Linked DNA regions of Homo sapiens: region 1 is linked to region 2. A link is a loop called in an ENCODE intact Hi-C map of the cell type or tissue named here. Cell type or tissue: heart left ventricle. All regions are shown on one strand.

What was found. A loop is a pair of places that touch in the nucleus more often than their neighbours do. Peaks named below come from ENCODE experiments on the same cell type or tissue, not always from the same donor. Only the 100,000 strongest peaks of a DNase experiment are listed, where the experiment ranks them.
Region 1: a loop joins it to region 2, with 10 times the contacts of the local background. A loop is called at or near these places in 82 of 110 quality-filtered maps.

What each region holds. Positions count from the first base shown.
Region 1 is chr15:74,033,242-74,041,241 of GRCh38, forward strand. It overlaps PML (PML nuclear body scaffold), which reads left to right. Exons shown (of 9, transcript NM_033238.3): 6 at 1-173; 7 at 1,237-1,289. Among named protein-coding and RNA genes, the nearest start is that of PML, 43 kb to the left of the region's middle. RefSeq lists enhancers at 3,850-4,731, 7,995-8,000. In heart left ventricle, a CTCF peak has its summit at 3,817 (motif pointing left); DNase peaks (open chromatin) are centred at 3,715, 3,810 and 5,966; H3K27ac peaks cover 2,020 bases.
Region 2 is chr15:73,968,678-73,976,677 of GRCh38, forward strand. No RefSeq gene overlaps it. Among named protein-coding and RNA genes, the nearest start is that of STOML1, 20 kb to the right of the region's middle. RefSeq lists an enhancer at 4,527-4,736. In heart left ventricle, a CTCF peak has its summit at 4,434 (motif pointing right); a DNase peak (open chromatin) is centred at 4,434; H3K4me3 peaks cover 452 bases.

The DNA.
Region 1 (8,000 bases), 65 kb after region 2:
GGGGAAGGAGGCAAGGTTGGCTCGGAGCTCCCCGGAGCAGCCCAGGCCCAGCACCTCCAAGGCAGTCTCACCACCCCACCTGGATGGACCGCCTAGCCCCAGGAGCCCCGTCATAGGAAGTGAGGTCTTCCTGCCCAACAGCAACCACGTGGCCAGTGGCGCCGGGGAGGCAGGTAGGGAGGTGGGTAGGGCAGTGGCCTGGGTGCTGCCCGCCAGGGTCTGGGCGGTGCCCCTCTTCTGTATTTTGGCCCCATCCAGAAAGCCCAAAGCCAACAGGAGTCCCTTATTCCCACTGAATAAGATAGGGAAAGTTCACAGTGTGCGTGGGGGTGAGAGTGGACACAGTTTACCATGTGTTTTGCCATGATTGAGGTGTGGGGAGCCTGACAGGCTAAAATGCACAGTTCTATGAGTCCTTTCTCCCAAACACTACTGTGCCTTTGCACAGGGCAGGTCTCCACAAGAAGTTTGTTGGCTGATGCCTAGCATACTCCCAGAGAGGGCTTGGGCATACCATAACAGGAAACTGGACTCCCCATGACCTTAACTCTGCTCTCTCAGTCTACACCCATCATTTCCCCAAGTGTTTCTGCAAAGGCCACCTACCTAAGTATCTCATTTGTCAGAGTTATCTTCTATGAACACTGCCAGGCAGGTAGTCAGTTGGGCAGGAGTTGAGGTCAACCCAGAGGAATCTGGAACAAGAGAGTTCTAAGGATCTGCTTCACCCAGAGTACAGCTTTGTTCCTCATTCTGACTGAGCCCTAGCCTTGGTCACACACTGAGCACTGACTGATATTCCTTACCCACAAATGCTATTGGTAATCGATGGGTTTTGATTAACTAAATGAAGCGTCTTTTAACTCTAGACATCCCAGCTCATGGAGCTGAGAATGGGGACAGTGTGCTTCTTTAGGATTGCAGAAGGTTCCAGACCAGGTAGCAGTTGTCAGGCCTCCTGTACAGGGGGCAAATTCTGAATTCTGGGCAGATAACTTAATTGAATATTCATAGATAAGGCACAGCAAGAAATTATGGAAACCCATTTGTGAATTACTCAAATCCAAATGCAAAGCAGAGTCACATTGGCACACACAGTGGCTGTTCCCGTCCCCCTGCAGGGCATCCGTTTCCCCCAGCCGACTGGCCTGCAAGGATTCCCATAGGTGCACACCCACACCCCTCCCAGCATGCATCCTAGGCAGTTCATAATGCATCTCCCCTTCCCCGTTTCAGAGGAACGCGTTGTGGTGATCAGCAGCTCGGAAGACTCAGATGCCGAAAACTCGGTGAGTGGCCCAGAAGTTCAGCCCAGGACTCCTGCCTCCCCCCATTTCAGGTCCCAGGGGGCACAGCCACAGCAGGTGACTCTCAGACTTGCCTTGCGCCTGGGGAATTTTCCAGTGAGGCATTGAGTCCCAAGCTGTGCTGAGGACAGTCTCCAAATGACAGCTGCATGCCTGGACCACCCCAGCCCTCCCACTACACCAGGGCCAGGAGCTCTTCTGAAATGCTGATAGCATGTGTCCAGAGCCCTGTCTCTTTTCTGGAATGTCCAAGACCTTTGTCTGGAGCTTCCTTATGCATTTTCTGTCCTCTAAGTCCTCAGTGAGGAGGGCTGGACAAGAATCCATTCCTTGGTTTATTACAGCCAGTGGGGGCCAGTGAAGGGGTGTCAGGCCACAGGGCAGCTATATAGGGGCCAAACAAGTGAGGTTTGACTCCATCCATGTAGAAAGATATATAAATCCATTCCACAGTGAAACAGGTGGCCTCGTGGGTAGTGACCCTTCTGTCCCTAGAGGTTTATTACTAGAGGCTGGACTATCACCTGTCCAGGGGAAAAGGGGATCTGAATAGAGTGAAAGGTTGGACTGGGTGGCCCCTGAGGTCTCTTCCAGCCCTCAGTCTGAGGTTCTGTATTGGAAAGTGCATGGAGCCCATGGAGACCGCCGAGCCACAGTCCTCGCCAGCCCACTCCTCGCCAGCCCACTCCTCGCCAGCCCACTCCTCGCCAGTCCAGTCTCTGCTGAGAGCACAAGGAGCCTCCAGCCTGCCCTGTGGCACATACCACCCCCCAGCTTGGCCTCCCCACCAGCCCGCTGAGCAGGCTGCCACCCCCGATGCTGAGCCTCACAGCGAGCCTCCTGATCACCAGGAGCGCCCTGCCGTCCACCGTGGGATCCGCTACCTGTTGTACAGAGCACAGAGAGCCATCCGCCTTCGCCATGCCCTCCGCTTGCACCCTCAATTGCATCGGGCCCCTATTCGGACTTGGTCTCCCCATGTGGTCCAAGCCAGCACTCCTGCCATCACAGGGCCCCTCAACCATCCTGCCAATGCCCAGGAACATCCTGCCCAGCTGCAAAGGGGCATCAGCCCACCCCACCGGATACGAGGGGCTGTGCGATCCCGCAGCCGCTCCCTCCGGGGCTCCTCCCATTTATCCCAGTGGCTCAACAACTTTTTTGCCCTCCCCTTCTCCTCCATGGCTTCCCAGCTTGACATGTCTTCCGTGGTGGGGGCAGGGGAAAGCAGAGCCCAGACTCTTGGAGCAGGTGTTCCCCCTGGGGACTCTGTCAGAGGCTCCATGGAGGCCTCTCAAGTCCAAGTGCCTCTGGAAGCCTCTCCAATTACATTCCCACCACCCTGTGCCCCAGAAAGGCCCCCCATCAGCCCAGTCCCAGGCGCCCGTCAAGCAGGCCTCTGAGAGTGCTACCCTTCTCTTGTAACCTTGCAGCCAACACCCCTGCCCGGCCCCTGAGCTGCCTCCTCCAGCCCATGCTCTTACAGGCCCTGCACAGAGTAGCACTCATTAATTCTTGGTTAAGGAATGAATCAACGAATGAATGGCTATGCATGGACCTCTGGGCAGGGAGACCTGGGTCTTCTCTGGCTGAGAGGGGAAGGCTAAGGCATGGCTGAGATTCAAGCCACCATTCCAGGCCTCTTTGCCCAAGAAAGAAACTTCTGTCACCCTTGCACTCTCCTGTATTCTGAGTCCCTGGCCAATAGCACAGCCTTCCATGCCCCGACCCCCACCCCAAGCCTCTCCACTAGGCCTCTGCCAGGATCTAAGCCCATGAGCACAGGGACTGGCTATCCCAAGACCTGGCAGATGTGGCTGCTCAATAAACACTTGTTGAACCATCACCCTTGCGAACCCTTATTCCACGACCATCGCGTTCTCCGATGGATCCAGCTCCTCCCTGCAGGCTGTTCTCTCTTCCCTATGCTGGAACTCAGTTCTCCTCTGGGGATACCATGTCCCCTCTTCCTCCCACACTCATGGGCATCAGAGGTGGGAGGTAGGGTCAAGGCCCCCTGCTTCCTGGACTGTTCCAGCCCCTTCCTGGCCGTCTGGTAAGATCCTCTGTCCCTCTCAGGGTGGGCCCCATGCTCCCCAGCTCATCCCAGACACCCACCTGCCCACCCTCATTGAGGGCAGACGTGAGCATTCACCTCCCAGATTTCTTCTCCCTGCTCAGGTCCTGCCTTCCTCCTGAGTGACTTCTATTTCCACCCACCTGCCCGCCACTCCTTAACCTCTCAGGGGTTGTCACCCCATTCCCCCAGACAGCTGCCTGCCCCGTGGCCGTGCCCTGCACCTTGCCATCACCGAGCACTGTCGGTCCCTCAGCCGGTCCTCTCAGACTCTGACCGCAGCCTCCTGTTCCTTGAGCTCTCAGTCCTACCTTCGCCTCCCTCCAGCCCCGCGCACTCCCCATTTCATCCCATCTTTCATCAGAATTGCAGCTCCCTGCCCAGCAGAAAATCCTGGAAGGACTCAGGAGCTTGTCGCCTCTGTGCTGCCACCTGGAGACCGAGATCTGCAGGAGAAAGGCCTGGGAAAACTATGAGTGGTTGCCTGTGACTGCTAAGGGCTCCTTGGTGCTCCGCCCAGCATGTCCTTTTGCTCTGCAGGGCAGCCCCCGCCTGCCTTTCTTCACTGGGCCCTTGTCCCAGCCTCACCCTCAGCTGATGGCGGCACCTTCTGCTCCAGGGAGAAAACAGGAGCTCTCCAATGGCATAGGGACAGTTGACATCTTGCTATTTACAGATCCCCATCGCACCCCTTCCCTGCCCTCGTTAGGGTGGAAGGGATGTCCACCTGCCTCCAGGACTCACCCTGTGTCCTGGCCCCAGCCCTTGACCCCCTGGGAGCCTCACTCCTCCTCCTCATCTCTCTTGCATCTTCTAATGTATCCACTGCCTTCTGAACTAAACACCCTGAATGAGGTCTTTCTCATCTCAGAAAACTCCACCCACTTCTCTCTCCAGCTGTCGGCTCCCCTTCCTCTGCTCTCCTTGTTTACACTTCAGCCCCCTCCTTGCCCCTTCTTCACCCCACCTCCTGCGCTTCCCCGCCAGTACCAGGGTGGCCTCTGTGCCTCTAGGTGCAGTGTCGCGTTTAGTCGTTATTATTCTTGACCGGCGCTGGGCCCGGTCTTTCCTGGAAAGATCGCCTGCTCGGATGCAGCTCTGGGCACTCCTCCCTCTCCTCTGCAGGCTCTGTTTTTTCTTGGTTGTGGTGCTCCTGCAGGTTTGCTGCTGGGCCCTTTCCTCTTTTCAGTCTGTGTATTCTCCCAGGTGCTCTCAGCCACGCCCCTGACTTCAGTTACTGCCCAGGGGTAGCTGATACCCAACACTCGCACCTGCCTGCCAGACCAGCATGGCCAGTGACCTTCCAACAGCTCCGCATGGATGCCCATAGGTACCTCAAACTCAGCACCTTCTCCTCCCGTCTCACTGGCTCGCCCCACTCTCTGCCCGGTTGCACAAGCCAAGACCCCATAGCCACCCAGGGCACCCCCCTTTTGATTATTCCTCACATCCAACCAGTTATTGAGTCTTGTCTTTCTAGGGTGTAAATTCCTCTGAAATCTGGGCACTTCTTTCCATCCCATAATCTTGGTAAAATTAAAGCTACCACTGACCCTGGGTAGAGGCAGAAGCCTGGGAAGGAAAGGTGGAGAACAGGTTTGGAGTGCCAACAGTGTCCCCAGATGTCATGGAGAATCAAGTAGAGGGACCCCAGCAATATTGGGGGTGGGGCGGGGAGTATGTAATGCTCAGCTATCAGCAAGGAGTCATTAGGGGCTATACAGTGAATTAAGGGAGGGGGTAAAAGCACATTTCAGGTGATGATGAATTAAATACCTAGGAGCTCACATTAGAGAGCAGGCCTAGAGACGTGGGGAGAGAGCCAGAGGACCGCTGCTTTTGTGTATGTAGCTTTAAGACACAGGTTTTAAAAATTGTTATAGGAGTCCCAAACTTTAGAAAATATATATTTTAAAACCCCAACAAATTAGGTCCCCCCTATGCATTTCTCACCCAACTTCTGGGCCCTTTCCAGACCCCTGGTGCCCCCAGAGTACACCCAGCACCACCACTGCAAATTCCTACTCCCCAGCTTGGAGGGGGTGGGGTGATATTCCCAAGGTGATCCCGGCTCCCACCTAACCCATCCTCCCCAGCTCTGCAGCTTATATCCAGCTTTGCAGTGAGGAAAGTTGCAGAATACTGGTCTGCTACATTACTACTTTCCAAGTGTATCAGGGCATTTAGGAACCCCTCCCTTGAGCTTCACCTGTGTCCTAGGGATTCAGTGAGAGACTGTTTGTGCAAGAAGGAGCGAGAGGCAGCAGGGCATAGTCATGGGGTGGAGCAGTGAGTCCCCCAGGCCTGGTTGTGGAGTACCTGGGGTGAGGACTTTGCTTAAAAACTGCCAGAGTGGGTCAGCAGTGCGCCTGCCCTGGGGCCCCTGCTTTAGGATCCAAAGTGGAAAAGATAGGTGTTTTCACCCACTCTTGTGACAGATTACTGGCTCCGGTGCCTTGGTGGCAGCAGCAACAGGAGGGGGCCAAGGTGAGGGGGCAGCCTGTGGCAGAAGTGGCAGTGGTGACGGCGGAGGAAGGGAGGCCTGTGGGGAATGGCTGATCCAGGGGAGGGGCCGTGGCACTGGTGAGTGTGCATCTGAGAAAATGAAACGGAGGTGCTGGCCAAGAGGCTGGAGCTAGGCAGAAGGGCAGCAGAGGCCACAGGCTGGCCGAGTTTATGGTCCAGTTCACTCATAACATGTGCAGTATTCCTGGGGTCTTTGAGGCTTTGCAAGAGCTGGGGTTTTGTGTCTGCAGAAAGATAGCAATGCATGTGTCTTGCCAAACTGATCCCAGCTGTAGCTGATGCTTAAGTGCTCAGAAAGTTCTTCAGGAGCTTGAGGGCTCTTGATAAGCATGAATGTCAGATGTTCTGTATCTTCCAGAGGCTGGATGCTGACTATCAGAGTTTGGCTTGTGTTTGGCTGATGAGCAAACCTGGAATGAATCAGTGATAAGGACAATTGTTCTCAAGCTGGCTGTACACTGGGGAGTTTTCCCAACTACAGATTCCTAGGTCCTACGCCCTGAGATTCTAATCGAATCAGTCTTGGGTGCAGCCTGGGCCTCAGTTTTTTCTTAAAGCTATGAATGCCTAACCAAAGTCAAGAACCACTGAATCGGGGGATTCATTGCATGTCTGTGGTAGAGGAATGCTGCTCATTTGTTTATAGATGTGGCAGTCTTGAATGCAGGTGACATTTTCATACCAGGGTGTAATACCGCAGAGGAGGGGAGAGGCTGGATCTTCCCTGATGTACCTCCTGGACTTTTGGAGTGTGATTACAATGCCAATCCAGCCACTTCCTCTGAGCATGCTTGGGACGACTGTTAGACCTGCTGTGTTGAGTTAGAATGCACTTGACCTGCTCAGGCCGTGAAATCTATGAGGAAGGGGAGTGAGATGGATGTAGCTCATGAGCCAGATTGCAGGTGTATCCAAGTTGCATGTATATCCTGAAAAAATCCTGGCTCTCACGAGGCTCAGCCTGAACACAGTTTTGCATTCAAAGAAACAATGTCCATTAACCAAGTATAATAAAGAAATAAATCCCAGTATTTACTTGCATCTTTTGAAAGAACATTAAAGGGAATCCAGCTCATAACCCCAGCAGCACTTCTTCAGTCCTTCTTCCCCTTTTCTTTGGCGCCTGGCATCTCTCACTGCATAGCAAAGCTTTCCCCCTTGATTCCCGGTCCTCACACGCAGGCTCAAGGCTCTGTTTCCCATCTTCTTTCTTCTGTCCCCCTTCCTTTTCTCTTCCAAGCAAATCTAAGTCTTTTCCAGTGACTGTCCCTCTCTATGCTCCCCCGACACCCAGTTATCCTAATTTGCGGAATAAGGCCAAGGTGTGGGGCCTGGGGGCAGAATGGGAGAGTCTCCCCTAGTGAGCAGGGAGGGGAGTATGTTCTGCACCAGGCCACTATGTCTGATGGCCCTGCTGGCAAACCTGAGTCTTTCAGAAAGTCTTGTTTAAATGCGTCAGCACTCCCCAGCTGTGATGCTGGAGTTTAAGGCGGAGCAGGGGAGAATTCTGGGTTTACAGCTGGCTGGAGTTCCAGTGAGACCAGCTCCATGGGTGGCCATACTTTATGGAAGTCCCCAAGGGCAAGAGGAATTTTGGAGGAAGTGAGTCAGGGCTGAAAGGTCCAGCCTCTCCTCCATTAACAAGCTTGGTGGAAAGGGGGTGTCCTTTTATTAAAGGAGACAGTAGAGGTTTCTTAGAGAAGGCAGCTCGAGTAAGTTTAGGACAAAGGACATTTCCCTGGCCCCGGGACAATGGAAGGCTCTAAAAACGAGGTTCTAGTGGCTGCCATAAATGACCCTGCTGTAACGATGGGAGGGGTGGCCTAAAGAGACAGTACTGTGGCTCTCCAGGGAGCTCTCCTCTTGGAAGAGCAGATCTGAAGGCGGGAAGACTGGTTCTAAGGCCGAGGACATTGCCCCGAGCTTTGTGGAGGCACTCAGGAACACAAAGGGGCATTTCCAGTTGGGTTTGGAGCAGGAAGAAGAACGAAAAAGAGAAAGTCCTGTGTGCCATGTCAGTGGGTGGCAGCATGGACTCAGCCTCAGCTATTGGCACCAAGGATCTGAACCAGGGAGGACCCAGAAGGGGA
Region 2 (8,000 bases):
TCTGTGCCAAGAACCAGGGACAAAGGCCAACTCTATTTTTCTCACTATATACATGATTTCCCATTTCCTACAGGCACACACAAACACACACACAAATGGGTGCGTGCATAACTGGTTAGATCTGAATAAACTCAATGGATTGTGCCGATGTTCCATTTCTTCGTTTTGATACTGTACTCTGGTTATGTGAGTTGTTCGCATGAGAGGTAGGGAACATGGGACTTCTCTCTACATTCCTTTGTGACCTTCTGTGACCCTACAATTATTTCAAAATTAACAACTTAGAATACAAATAACCAGAGTCCACCTCCCGCCCTGCTACCAGCCTGGTCCACACCACTCTCTTTTCTTGCCTGGATTATTGCAACAGCCGCTTTTTTTTTTTTTTTTTTTTTTTTTTTTTTTTTTTTTTTGAGATGGAGTCTTGGAACAGTTTCTTAATGGGTCTGCTTTTACATACAATCTATTCTCAATAAAGCAGCTTCGTAAGACAGATCCTACCATTTGTAGAAATAAACAAAAACCATTCAGAGCTTGCTGTAGCAAGGTTGTCAGCCAGCATCACTTGCATTTTTGTAGGGACTCAAAATCAGGCTGAGCCTTATTGTCGGTGGGCCGGGGGTAGGGGTGCGGGAAAGGAGGTGGGGGAAGGCTTGGGGTGTGCCCTGATTGGAGGCTATTGGCCTGGAGAAGCTGGGTGGGATAATTTGGAGGGGATTCTGAGATTGGCTGGGGAGGGGTGGGTGCATATTTGGCTTTCTCTTGCTGGCCCTAAGTTGGAAGCTGGGACAAAAATTAGGGAAGCTGCCAGTTTTTAATCAAGTCCTGGCCTTTCGGGGCTGATTGTTAGAGAAGTTATTGTTTTGCTTCCTGGATGGCTACTGGAGATAGTGATCTGGCTTCCTTCATGTCTGACTTATAGCAGACTGGCATCCTGGGCTGTGGATTCCAGATGAGGGGGTTGGTTTCCTGGGCAGCTTGCTGCAGGTTAGGCTCAGAGTTCTAGTTTCCACAGGGTCTGGCCATGGTGCACGTGTATGTTCAGTCCCTCATGTTCCTCTGCTTAGAACCCTGCAGGGGCTCCCACTGAACACAGCCCTTCCTGTGGCCTACCAGGCCCTACATGAGCTGGCCCCATTTCCCCTCTGGCCTGGTCTTCTGCCACTCTCCTCCCTCTCTCCATCCCAGCCACAATGGCCTCCTTGCTGTTCTAGAACATGCCAGGCCCTCTCCCAAGGCATTCATGGCCTTCTAACATACTGTATGCCTTTCTTATTTTTCTCTCTCTCTCTGTTTCTCACTCTCTCTCTCTCTATATATATATATGTATATACGTACGTATATACCTATATGTATATACATATACACACACACACACACACACATATATATATGTGTGTGAGACAGAGACTCACTCTGTTGCCCAGGCTTGGAGTGCAGTGGTGTGGTCCTAGCTCACTGCAGCCTCAAACTCCCGGGCTCAAGCTATCCTCCCACCTCAGCCTCCCAAAGAGCTGGGATTACAAGCAGGAGTCAATGCACCCGGCCTCCTTTCTGATTTTTAATGCTTATTGCTTATGTCTAGCTCTCACAACTAGAATGTAAATTCCACAAGGACAGGGTTCTTGGTGGGTTTGTTCCCTACTATATCCTTGGCACCTAGAACATTGCCTTGCCCAGCACATAGTGAGTGCCCAATAAAAAATGTTTGAGTGAATCAATGAGTTTGTGCGTACATGTGTGCAGATACATTTACTAACATCTACTACTTCTAATTAGGTGCTCAGTGTTTACTAGACACTATGCTAAGTGCTTTCATCTAGTATCTAATTTTTATTCTTCATAGCTTTCCTATGGGTAGGTGACATCAGGCCACTTATCTTTCAGGTAAAGTGGTCTCAGAGGACATGCTGAAAGCCCATGAGCTTCTCAGGGACCTAAATAAATGTTTAAAACCTGAGAAAAGTCTTGGCTCCAAAATGTAAAAACTACAGAATCATCCAAATTAATAAATGTTTAATCAAATGTCTACAAAGTGTCATCGATTGTTAATTTATGTCATTAATTCTCTATTGGCCTCTTTAATTATTAAATGCAGTGTTCATAAGAATTTCATTACTTTTGAAAAGAATTTGTAGACTAGATGTTAACTCTTGGAGCACAGTCATGTATCTGTTAACCACAGGAATACCATCAGAAAAATGTGTCATTAGGTGATTTCAATGTTGTACAAACATCAGAGAGTGTCCTTACACACTCTGTGATGTGTAGCCTGCTACACACTTAGGCTATAAGAGATAGACTATTGCTCCTAGGCTACAAACCTGTACAGCACGTGACTGTACCGAATACTGTAGGCAATTATAATACAATAATAAGTATTTGTGTATCTAAACATAGCTAAACATAGAAAAGGCACAGTAAAAATATCATATAAAATATTTAAAATGTACACCTGTTTAGGGTACTTACCATGAATGGAGCTTGCAGGACTGGAAGTTGCTCTGGGTGAGTCCGTGAGTGAGTGGTGAATGAATGTGGAGGCCTAGGACAATACTGTACACTACTGTAGACTTTAAAGACACTGTCACCTAGGCTACTACACTAAGTTTATTAAAAATATTATTCTTTGGCAGGGCGCGGTGGCTCACGCCTGTAATCCCTGCACTTTGGGAGGCCGAGGTGGGTGAATCACCTGAGGTCAGGGGCTCGAGACCTGCCTGGTCAACATGGTGAAACCCCATCTCTACTAAAAATACAAAAAATTAGCCAGGCATGGTGGTGGGCACCTGTAATCCCAGCTACCAGGGAGACTGAGGCAAGAGAATCACTTGAACCTGAGAGGCGGAGGTTGTAGTGAGCCGAGATTGTGCCATTGCACTCCAGTCTAGGCAACAAGAGCAAAACTCTGTCTCAAAAAAAAAGTTTTTCTTCAGTAATAAATTAGCCTTAGCTTTCTACAACTTTATGAACTTTAAAATTTTTTTTAAACTTTTTGACTTTTTATAATAACACTTAGCTTAAAACACAAACACATTATGCAGCTATACAAAAATATTTTCTTTTTTTGTATCCTTATTCTATAAACTTTTTATTTTTCAATTATTTTATTTTTACTTTTAAAACCTTTTTGTTAAAAACTAAGACACAAATACACACATTAGCCTAAACCTACATAGGGTCAGGACCATCAATATCACTGTCTTGCACCTCTACACCTTGTCCCACTGGAAGTTCTTCATAGGCAACAACACGCATGGAGCTGTCACCTGCTATTGCAACAATGCTTTTTTTCTTTTTTTTTTTTTGAGACAGAGTCTTACTCTGTCGCCCAGGCTGGAGTGCAGTGGCACGATCTCAGCTCACTGCAGCCTCCACCTCCAAGGTTCAAGGGATCCTCAAGCCTCAGCCTCCCAAGTAGCCGGGAGTACAGGCACGCGCTACCATGCCCAGCGACGGGGTTTCGCCGTATTGGCCAAGCTGGTCTCGAACTCCTGACCTCAGGTGATCCACCTGCCTCGGCCTCCCAAAGTGCTGGGATTACAGGCGTGAGCCACCACGCCCAGCGGACAATGCTTTCTTCTGCAATCTCTCCTAAAGGACCTGCCTGAGGCACTTCTTGAAGAAGTGTCCGTCTTTTCAGAAGTATGTCCATGGTGGTTTGCCAAGTTTGTTTCTTTCTTCCGTCATAGATTTGCATGAGTAATGCTTTGTGTCAGCTAAAATGTTACATCGGCTATGACGTCACTAGGTGATAGGAATTTGTCAGCTCCATTATAATCCTATGGGACCGCCATCGGATACGCAGCCCATCACTGACCTGAGACGTCGTTATTTAGGGTGTGACTGTACTTTAAGAATGCAAATGAATACCCAGGGAGGGCTGAGAACGCGTAGGTAATTACACCATAAATGAATTACTCTTAGCCAAGTAATTTCCAAGGCAAACATACAAAAATCACCTCGTGTTACCTGACAGTGCTATGTTATATTTAACGTAAGAAATCTGTGTATTTTAATATTTAATAAGGTGTGGGAAGGAACTTCCAAAGGTAATAGCATCTGGTCCTAGCAAGGTCTTAAAACGCCGTTTGATTTCAGAATGCCTCATTTTGTAGATTTAATCCAGAATCTGCAGTTTCTGGCGACGCAGTAGTCCGTCTCCCCCAGTTTCTCCTGGCCAAAGCCTCCCACCTTCCTCTCTACCCCCACAACCCTGTCAAGCGCACCTGGACCAGGTACAACAGGGGTGTGTGTGTGAGTGTGAGTGTGTGTGTGAATGCATTTGGGAAAGGCTAGGCAGGGTGAATATTCCCTAGACCCCGCTCTTCACCGTCACTCTACTACAGCAGCTCACTGCCCTGCCCCGCCCCTCCCCGGCCCTGGAAAGCAGCCTCTGGAAAGAGGAAACCAGCTATCTCCCGTGTTGCCACAAGATGGCACCACAAGCTCGGGACTGGCTTTCTTTGCGTTCCCGTCAGAAAAAAACGAGAGCTCTGACCTAGGAGCCGAGGCTCCCAGGGAGACCTCTGGACGCCACTCCCCGGGCTGCTTCTCCTCCTCGGGGTGACTCGGGCCCTCTGGAGTGACCTGCATAGCTTTGTGGTTCGGGCTCCCATGGGGCCCAGAAGCCAGCATGGAGACTTAGGGCTTCTCTTGGGCCACTTTTCTCCTCATACCCAGCATGCAGACCAAGGTTGGGGATGAATTCTGAACGTGGGGCAGAGTCCCTGTCCCCAGAGCAACTCTGAGAGCACCTTGCCCTTCTTCCCAGGGCACAGGCACCAGCCTTCCTCCCCAGCTCAGTCCCTGCTTCTTTCTAAGACAGGTTCTTGCTCTGTCGCCCAGGCTGGAGTGCAGTGGTGCAATTATGGCTCACTGCAGCCTCGACCTCCTCCTGGTGAGAGGTGACAGCGCGCCTGCAGCCCTCGCTCTCGGCGCCTCCTCGGCCTTGGTGCCCACTCTGGCCGCGCTTGAGGAGCCCTTCAGCCCACTGCTGCACTGTGGGAGCCCCTTTCTGGGCTGGCCAAGGCTGGAGCCGGCTCCCTTAGCTTGCGGGGAGGTGTGGAGGGAGAGCCGCGGGCGGGAACCGGGGCTGCGCGCGGCACTTGCTGGCCAGCGCGAGTTCCGGGTGGGCGTGGGCTCCGCGGGCCCCGCACTCGGTGCGGCCGGCCGGCCGGCCCGCAAGCCCCGGGCAGTGAGGGTCTTAGCACCTGGGCCAGCAGCTGCTGTGCTCGATTTCTCGCCAGGCCTTAGCTGCCTTCCCGCGGGGCAGGGCTCAAGACCTGCAGCCCGCCATGCCTGAGCCTCCCCCCAGCTCCGTGGGCTCCTGTGCGGCCCAAGCCTCCGCGATGAGCGCCGCCCCCTGCTCCATGGAGCCCAATCCCATCGACCACCCAAGAACTGAGGAGTGCAGGCACACGGCGCGGGACTGGCAGGCAGTTCCACCTGCAGCCCCCGTGTGGGATCCACTGGGTGAAGCCAGCTGGGCTCCTGAGTCTGTTGGGGACTTGGAGAACCTTTATGTCTAGCTAAGGGATTGTAAATACACCAATCGGCAGTCTGTATCTAGCTCAAGGTTTGTAAACACACCAATCAGCACCCTGTGTCTAGCTCAGGGTTTGTGAATGCACCAATTGACACTCTGTATCTACCTACTCTGCTGGGGACTTGGAGAACTTTTGTGTCTACACTCTGTATCTAACTAATCTAGTGGGGACATGGAGAACTTTCGTGCCTAGCTCAGGGATTGTAAACGCACCAATCAGCACCCTGTCAAAATGGACCAATCAGCTCTCTGTAAAATGGGCCAATCGGCTCTCTGTAAAATGGACCAATCAGCAGGATGTGGGTGGGGCCAGATAAGAGAATAAAAGCAGGCTTGCCCAAGCTGGCAGTGACAACTCGCTGAGGCCCAGTTTACGTTGGCGAAGCTTTGTTCTTTCACTCTTTGCGATAAATCTTGTTGTTGTTCACCGTTTGGGTCCGCGCTGCCTTTATGAGCCGTAACACTCAACCGCGAAAGTCTGTAGCTTCACTCCTGAAGCTAGCGAGACCACGAACCCACCGGGAAGAAGAAAAAACTCCAGACGCACCGCCTTCAGAGCTGTAACACTCACTGGGAAGGTCTGTGGTTTCAGTCCTGAGCCCGTGAGACCACAGACCGACCAGTGGGAAGAAATTCCGCACACATCTGAACATCAAAAGTAACAGACTCTGGATAGGCCGCGTTTAAAAACTATAACACTTACCACGAGCATCCGTGGCTTCATTCTTGAAGTTAGTGAGACCGAGAACCCATTAATTCCCGAAACACACTGGGCGCAAATCTTCCCTTCTCAGTTTTCCAAGTAGCTGGGACTACAGGCGCCAACCACCATGCCTGGCTAATTTTTTTTGTATTTTTAGTAGAGATGGGGTTTCACTGTGTTAACCAAGATGGTCTCAATCTGACCTCGTGATTCACCCGCCTCGGATTCCCAAAGTGCTGGGCTTACAGGTGTGAGCCCGCACACCTGGCCACCAGTTATTTTTCAATTGTTCTGTTTCCCTGTTCTTGCCTTACTAAGAAAGTAATTTTGAAATGACCGATCCGTTCTTTGTTTTTTGTTTCTGGTTTCTTCAGCTTATTCTGTCTGTAAAACCTGCGTCCTCTGCTCCGCTCCATGAAGACGCTCATTCTGTTTTATAGAAGTTAGTAAGTGTGATATATCTATTCTTTGTTTTTGTCTATAGTTCCTGGCTGACAGCCCATATAATCATTGTAATTTCCTAGGAGACTAGAGTGTGATAAGAGTATCTTTCCTTAAAATATTTGGCCTTTCATCCTTTGTTCTTGAAACAGCTCTGGAGCAGCTCCAGAGTAAGCATAAAGGTGAAAGATGGGCCGGGCGGAGTGGCTCACGTTTGTAATCCCGGCACTTTGGGAGGCCAAGGTGGCAGATAACGAGGTCAGGAGTTCGAGACCAGCCTGACCAACATGGTGAAACCCTGTCTCTACTAAAAATACAAAAATTAGGTGGGCATGGTGGTGCATACCTGTAATCCCAGCTGCTCAGGAGGCTGAGGAGGAGAATTGCATGAACTCGGGAGGCAGAGGTTGCAGTGAGCTGAGATCGCCACTGCACTCCAGCCTGGGCAACAGAGCGAAACTCCATCTCAAAAAAAAAAAAAAAAAAGTGAAAGTCGGGCTTGTTGTTTGGAGCCACAACTGAGCTTAACGTTTATAACCACAGGATGGATGGCTGCTTGCCAGGGGATCCAACCGTCTGCTCAGAGCCCCACCCTCCACATTCGGGGAGGAGAGAGGAACCGAAGGTTGATCACCAATGGCCAGTGATGTAATTGATCATGCCTACATAATGAAATCGCCATAAAAACCCGTAACGACTGAGTTCAGGGGTTTCCCAGGAAGGTGGTCTTGTATGGAAGATTTTGTATTCGGGGATGGAAGCTTTTGTATTTGAGGCCCTTCCAGAGTGTGCCCCGTTTATGTCTTCATCTGGCTTTTCATTTGTATCCTTTAAAATATGCTTTATGATAAACTGCTAAACGTAAGCAAATGCTTCCCTGCATTCTGTGAGGTGCTCTAGCAAATTAATCAAACCCAAGAAGAGGGTCATGAGAATCCTGATTTATAGCCAGTTGGCCAGAAGTACAGGTAATACAACCTGGGGCTTGTAATTGGCACTGGAAGTGGGGGACGGTCTTGTGGGACTGGGATCTGACGCTATCTCCAGGTAGATAGTGTTGGAATTGAATTAAGAACACCCAGCTGGTGGCCACTGCAGAACTGGCTCCTTGCTTGATATGGGGGGGTGGGGGAACCCCACACATGTGGTATCAGAAGTGTGTTTCTGGAGTATAGTAGGAGAAATTGAGTTTGTTTTCTGCTCATACACAGAGAAACAAAATCACTAAAGAGCAACAAATTGTATTCTGTTCAGATAATATAGTGGAAGAAATATTCCACTTATAGTAGTACCAAAAAGGATAAAGTA